Linked DNA regions of Homo sapiens: region 1 is linked to region 2. The links are chromatin contacts, found by Hi-C or POLR2A ChIA-PET in ENCODE. All regions are on one chromosome and are shown on one strand. The core of a region is the stretch at or near the end of the contact, and the rest is flanking DNA. Distances in the headings are between cores, read along the strand shown. Region 1 overlaps NCOA3 (nuclear receptor coactivator 3). Region 2 overlaps NCOA3 (nuclear receptor coactivator 3).

Evidence for each region. A loop is a pair of places that touch in the nucleus more often than their neighbours do. ChIA-PET counts read pairs that join two places held with the same protein, here RNA polymerase II (POLR2A). Pooled maps may share reads with other maps.
Region 1: a loop to region 2 is called in a map of endothelial cell of umbilical vein, with 5 times the contacts of the local background. The contact joins two enhancer-like sites. A Hi-C loop is called at or near these places in 16 of 168 maps with a recorded cell type or tissue (B cell, CD4-positive, alpha-beta memory T cell, K562 and 8 more), 2 of 37 single-sample maps with no recorded cell type and 14 of 50 pooled maps. POLR2A ChIA-PET finds 5 or more read pairs at or near these places in 20 of 52 experiments (A673, B cell, BJ and 14 more).

Annotation. Positions count from the first base shown.
Region 1 is chr20:47,605,638-47,608,885 of GRCh38, forward strand. The region is part of intron 2 of NCOA3 (nuclear receptor coactivator 3); the gene reads left to right. Among named protein-coding and RNA genes, the nearest start is that of NCOA3, 110 kb to the left of the region's middle. Within about 2 kb of position 1,699, at least 2 of the 41 ENCODE cell types and tissues checked have a DNase peak (open chromatin) inside an H3K27ac peak, as active enhancers do.
Region 2 is chr20:47,566,547-47,569,919 of GRCh38, forward strand. All of the region lies in intron 1 of NCOA3 (nuclear receptor coactivator 3), which reads left to right. Among named protein-coding and RNA genes, the nearest start is that of NCOA3, 66 kb to the left of the region's middle. Within about 2 kb of position 1,610, at least 11 of the 41 ENCODE cell types and tissues checked have a DNase peak (open chromatin) inside an H3K27ac peak, as active enhancers do.

The sequences.
Region 1 (3,248 bases), core at 449-2,948, 39 kb after region 2:
TTCATTTCCTGACTGCCTTTGCTTGTTTCTTGTCCTGGAGCTCAGTTGGGTTCATGGAGTTATTAATTTATTGCTTTATATTTCCCCTCTGTCATGGTCCACAAATATATTTGTCATGTTTGAGCGTAACTGTGTCTTTTGAAGTTAATACAAAATTCGTATTTTATCTGTCATTATTATATTTGGAGCAATGGGATAAGGTGGTGTTGATTGATAGCAGCATTTCTCTGTTATCCTTTCAGGAAGTCTCCATGTTCTTTTGATCTCACAACATGGCTTGTTTATATAGGCCTGCAGATAGTAGATACTAAAGCATCTGTTTATTTACTTACTTATCTGCTTACTTGCTTTATTTACTTACCACCACCCCTGACTAATTTTTTTGTATTTTGTAGAGACAGTGTCCTGCCACATTGCCCAGGCTGGTCTTGAACTTCTGGCAAGTGACCCTCTACTGTAGCCTCCCAAAGTATTGGGATTATAGGCATGAGCCACTGCTCCTGGCCCTAAAACATTTATTACATGAACGTGGGGTATCTTGGAGAAGCCAGACCCAGTTTCAGGCTCTCAGCCCCAACCTTAATCTAATATAGTGGCTCTCAACGTGTGGTGCGTGGACTCCCGGTAGTCTCTGAGAACCTTTTAAGGGTTCTACATGGTTAAGACTATTCTCATAATAATGCTAATGTGTTATTTGCTATTTTCATCCCGTTGGTGTTTGCACCGATGGTGGAAATGCGGTGATGCATAAAATTGCTGACACCTTACCATGAATTAAGGCAGTGGCGCCAGACTCCGCTCCTAGGTAGACATTGCATTCTTCACTGCCAGGAGCTCATAAAGAAAAAAAAAAATCAGTTTTCCACTGAGGATTGTCCATGATGAAGCAGCAACACTACACCTGGCCCTCATTCCCTTTTTTCCTTAAGTACCTTTCACTGTACCCTTAAGTACTGTCGTTTTAATGTTCTGTGTGATGAGAATGGAAAATGTGCACAAAGACTTCTGCCTGCCAAAGTATGATGGCTGTCTCCGGGAAAAGCACTTGCGCAGTTTGCGTTGTGAACTGAAGTACCCACTTTTTTCATGGAACACCATTTTTACTTGGATGAGTGACAAACCATGGCTATTGAGTCTTGGTTATTTGGAGACTGTCTTCAAATTGAGTGAGGTGAACCTGTCACTACAGGGAAAACATCTGACTGTATTGGTTGACAGTGATAAAATTTGAGCTTCAAGTGAAATTATAAGTAAGTAAACTTGAATCGGCCACCATGAGCATAACAGCCTTTTATTACTTTCCTGATGAGATGGGTGGTGACATTAATGAATGTGGGTTAAAAAAATTGTGTAATGAAATGTACCAGCATTTGAAAGATCTACTTTAACTCAGTGAACCAGTATTATCTAAATGACCCGGTGTTTGATTATACAGTGATGCATGGGTTAAAGATCTGTTCAGAGTGCAAGTTAGATCCAATGCATTTTAATGAGACAGCATGAAAATTCATTTATATGGTTTCAGATTCCACTTTGCAACTGTAGGAGACTAGAATATACCACCCTAAAATATGCCTGTTTGGTGTAAGGATTATTTTGAGAAGCAGACACAGGAGAAGTTCTGAAAACAGAGTAGAAGTTACCCTTTTGTAAGGGAAAATTTATATCTATAAAGGAAATCTCCCTTGTAAGGGTGTCTTCCTCATTACCAGGAAAAGGATGACTCAATCACTAGAAACTTACTAATGGAGAAGGCATAGACTTAAATCTGTATAACAAGCCTTACTGTTGTTTACCATGCTTTTCTTGGTCACCTCTCCATAACTATTGCTCCCTAGCCCCTGTGCCCTTCTTTATTTGTTTCAGCTGAAGATGATATTTAAGTCTGAATTCTAAGCCACCTCTTAGAAATGAAAAGATTTACTCATTTCTCTGGGTATCTCTCATGGATACATGAGATATATTTATTATATTTCTGATTTTCTCTTGTTAATTTGTCTTTTGTTAAGGGGTCTGACCCAACTTAGAACTCAGATAGGGTAGAGGAAAAATTATTTTTTTCTCTCCTATAAAACTCACCTTTAAGAAATTACCAGTTGTTTTAGTGTAATATCAAGAAATATCCATAATTATTTATAAAAGTTTATTAAAATAGTCCTTCCTTTTACAAGTACATGTCTTTGTGAGGCCAGATTTTCTTTATATCCTTAAATCAAGATAACATTGCACCGGATTGAATGCAGAAGTAAATAACTGTTTTCTATTAAGTCAGGTAATTATATGCAAATATATGTTTTTAATTATTTTATAATTCTCATTGTTTCAGAAGTTTTGTTTTTTGCAAAAATTGTTATTTATGTTAATATATGATGGGCTTTAAAAAGTGAATGAGGGCCAGGTATAGTGGCTCATGCCTGTAATCCCAGCACTTTAGGAGGCCAGGCAGGTATATCACCTGAGGTCAGGAGTTTGAGACTAGCCTGGCCAACATGGTGAAACCCTGTCTCTACTAAAAATACAAAAATTAGCCGGGCATGGTGGCGGGCACCTGTAATCCCAACTACTTGGGAGGCTGGGGCAGGAGAATCGCTCGAACTGGGGAGGTGGAGGTTGCAGTGAGTCAAGATTGCGGCATTGCACTCCAGCCCAGCCTGGGTGACAAGAGCAAAACTCCATCTCAAAAAACAAAACAAAACAAATAAACCAAAAAAGTGAATGAGTCCGGCTTGGTGGCTCATGCCTGTAATTCCAACACTTTGTGAGGCCGAGGTGGGAGAATTGCTTGAGCCTAGGAGTTGGAGACCAGCCTGGGAAACATAGCAAGACCTGGTCTGTACTAAAAATTAAAAAAATCAGCTGGGCATGGTGGCACATGCGTGTGGTTCCAGCTACTCGGGAGGCTGAGGTGGGAGGATCACTTCAGACCAGCAGATCGAGGCTACAGTGAGCCGTGATCACACCATTGCACTCCAGCCTGGGTGACAGAGCTGAGACCCTGTCTCCAAAAAAAAAAAAAAAAAAAAGGTGAATGTTTCTTAAGTTTTAATTTCTAATATGGTGAATACTGACATAACCCACATAGCAGAAGTTATTACAGGTTTCCAGTTTTTAAGAGGTAAAGGAATCCTGAGATCAAAAGGCTTGAAATCTAGTGAATTTGGTTGGAACTCTAGAAGCATTTGACTTAAACCTTTCACCTTGTTGTATTTGGTATCTTGTAGCACACCCAGTTCCTGCTACAGCTGCCT
Region 2 (3,373 bases), core at 360-2,859:
TGTCTCCCAGGCTGGAGTGCAGTGGTGCCATTTCAGCTCACCGCACCCTCAACCTCCTGGGCTCAAGCGATCCTTTCACCTCAGCCTCCAGAATAGCTGGGACCACAGGCACGTGCTACCATGCCCAGCTAATTTTTGTATTTTTTGCAGAGACAGGTTTTGCCGTGTGCCCAGGCTGGTCTTGAAATCCTGAGCTCATGCAGTTAACCCACCTTGGCCACCCACAGTGTTGAGATTACAGGCATGAGCCACTGCGCCTAGCCCTAATGTGCTTTTTAAAGAGTAAGCATAGCTGGGTAGAGTGGCGTGTACCTGTAGTCCTGAGTACTTGGGAGACTGAGGCAGGAAGATTGCTTGAGCCCAGGAGTTGGAAGCCAGCCTGGGCAACATAGCAAGACTGTCAAAAAAGAAAAAGAAGAAATTTAAAAAAGTACTATTAGTACTAACAGTTTACATGGTATAGTACTATGTATGTATGTATGTATGTATGTATGTATGTATGTATGTATGTATGTATTTTGAGACGGAGTCTTGCTCTGTCACCAGGCTGGAGTGCAGTGATGTGATCTTAGCTCACTGCAACCTCTGCCTCCTGGGTTCAAGCGATTCTCCTGCCTCAGCCTCCCGAGTAGCTGGGACTACAGGTGTGCACCACCACACCCAGCTAATTTTTGTATTTTTAGTAGAGATGGAGTTTCGCCATGTTGGTCAGGATGGTCTTGATCTCTTGACCTTGTGATCCCCCCGCCTCGGCCTCCCAAAGTGCTAGGATTACAGGTGTGAGCCACTGCACTCGGTTGTACTTTGTTTTGTTTGATGTAACATAAAATATTTGAGTACTTTTCTTTCTTTCTTTTTTTTTTTTAAAGAGCTAGGATGTTATACTATTGGCCCAGGCTAGAGTGCAGTGCAGTGGTGCAATCACAGCTCACTCAACCTCGAACTCCTGGGCTCAAGTGATCCTCTCACCTCAACCTCCCAAGTAGTTGGGAGTAAAGGTTCATGTCATCACACCTGGCTAATTCTTTTCTTTCTTTTTTGAGACTGAGTTTCATTGTTGTTGCCCAGACTGGAGTGCAGTGGCATGATCTTGGCTCACTGCAACCTCTGCCTCCTGGGTTCAAGTGATTCTCTTGCCTCAGCCTCACAAGTAGCTGGGATTACAGGTACATGCTACCGTGCCCGGCCAATATTTTGTATTTTTAGTAGAGACGGGGTTTCACCATGTTGGCCAGGCTGGTCTCCAACTCCTGACCTCAGGTGATCCACCCACCTTGGCCTCCCAAAGTGCTGGGATTACAGGTGTGAGCCACCGTGCCAGGCCAATTATTTTACTTTCTTTTTGTAGAGATGGGGTCTTTCTGTGTTGCCCAGGCTGGTCTTGAACTCCTGTCCTCAAGTGTTCCTCCAGCCTCACAAAGGATTGGGATTACAGTCATGAGCCACCATACCTGGTGGCTTTTAAGTCTTTTGTTAAAAACAACTCTGGCAGAGCAAGAAGACATACAGGCCACTATTTTGTTTGCTTTTGTTTTATAGTCAGTATTTCCTTTCAAGTTCTATTTTTGGCACAGAAGCTGCATTGGTCCTGGAAGAAGACCAGGCAACAAGCTGCTGTGGCTCCAGTTGAGTTTACTTTCCTTGACAAGTGAGGAATGCATTGGGTACTTGAATAAAACCAGGGAGGAATGATGGCACTTCCGTTGTGCCAGACCGTGGCAAGAAGCTAGGCAGCTACTGTAAGTCTGTACTTTTTTTCTGTTATCTTTGGAATAGTTCACATGGTAGAAGAAAAAAAAATACAGGCATACCTCAGACCATTGTGATAAAATGAATATTGTGATAAAATGAGTCACTAATTTTTTGGTTTCCCAGTAGATAAAAAGTTATGTTTACACTCCATTCTGTTAAGTGTGCAGTAGCATTATGTCTAAAGAAACAATGTATATACCTTAATTAAAAAAATACTTTATTGTGGCCTGGTGGGTAGCTCCATCCCAGCACTTGGGGAAGCTAAGGCAGGTGGATCCCTTTAGCTCCATGAGACCAGCGTGGGCAACATGGCAAGATTCCATCTCTACCAAAACGATGTAAGAATTAACCAGGCGTGGTGGTGGTGTGTGCCGGTAATCCCAGCCATTTGGGAGGCTGAGGTGGGAGGATCACTTGAACCTGGGAGGCAGAAGCTGCAGTGAGCCAATATTGTGCCACCACACTCCAGCTTCGGTGACAGAGCCAGACTCTGTCTCAAAAAAAAAAAAATTATTGCTAAAAAATGCTGATTGATCATCTTAACATTTAGTAAGCTGTAAATCTTGCTGGGTGAAGGTCTTGCCTCAGTATTGATGGATGCTGACTGATCAGGGTGGTGGTTAATGAAGGCTGGGGTGGCTGGGACAAATTAAAACAGTTTTTTTTTTTTTTGAGGCAGAGTTTTGCTCTGTTGCCCAGGCTGGAGTGCAGGGTGTGATCACAGCTAACTATAACCTCTGCCTTCCGGGTTCAAGCAGTTCTTCTGCCACAGCCTCTCATGCTGAGGCAGGAGGATCACTTGAGCCCAGGAGTTCAAGACCAGGATCACTTGAGCCCACGAGTTTGAGACCAAGCTGGGCAACATAGCAAGACCCCATCTCTATAAAATATTACAAAAATTAGCTGGGCATGGTGGCATGCGCCTGTAGTCCCAGCTACTCGGGAGGCTGAGGTGGGAGGACTGCTTGGGCCTGGGAGGCAGATGTTGCAGTGAGCCAAGATTGTGCCTCTGCACTCCAGCCTGGGCAACAGAGCCAGACCCTATCTCCCCACCCCATACCGTCCCCCAATAAAAAATAAATAATTTTGTTTTTTTAAAGGCTGGATGCGGTGGCTCATGCCTGTAATCCCAGCACTTGGGGAGGCTGAGGTGGGTGAATCACCTGAGGTCAGGAATTTGAGACCAGCCTGGCTAACATGGTGAAACCCTGCCTGTCTCTATTAAAAATACAAAAATGAGCCAGACATGGTGGAGGCGCCTGTAATCCCAGCTACTTGGGAGGCTGAGGCACAAGAATTGCTTGAACTCGGGAGGCGGAGGTTGTAGCGAGCTGAGATTGTGCCACTGCACTCCAGCCTGGGTGACGGAGAGACCCTGTCTCAACAACAGCAACAACAAAAGTCAATCCTCTCAAAACCCTGCTGCTCATGGCTGGGCGCAGTGGCTCACGCCTGTAATCTCAGCACTTTGGGAGGCCGAGGAGGGCGGATCACAAGGTCAGGAGATCAAGACCATCCTGGCTAACACGGTGAAACCCCGTCTCTACTAAAAATACAAAAAATTAGCTGGACGTGGCGGCGGGTGCCTGTAGTCCCAGCTACTCGGGAGGCTGAGGCAGGA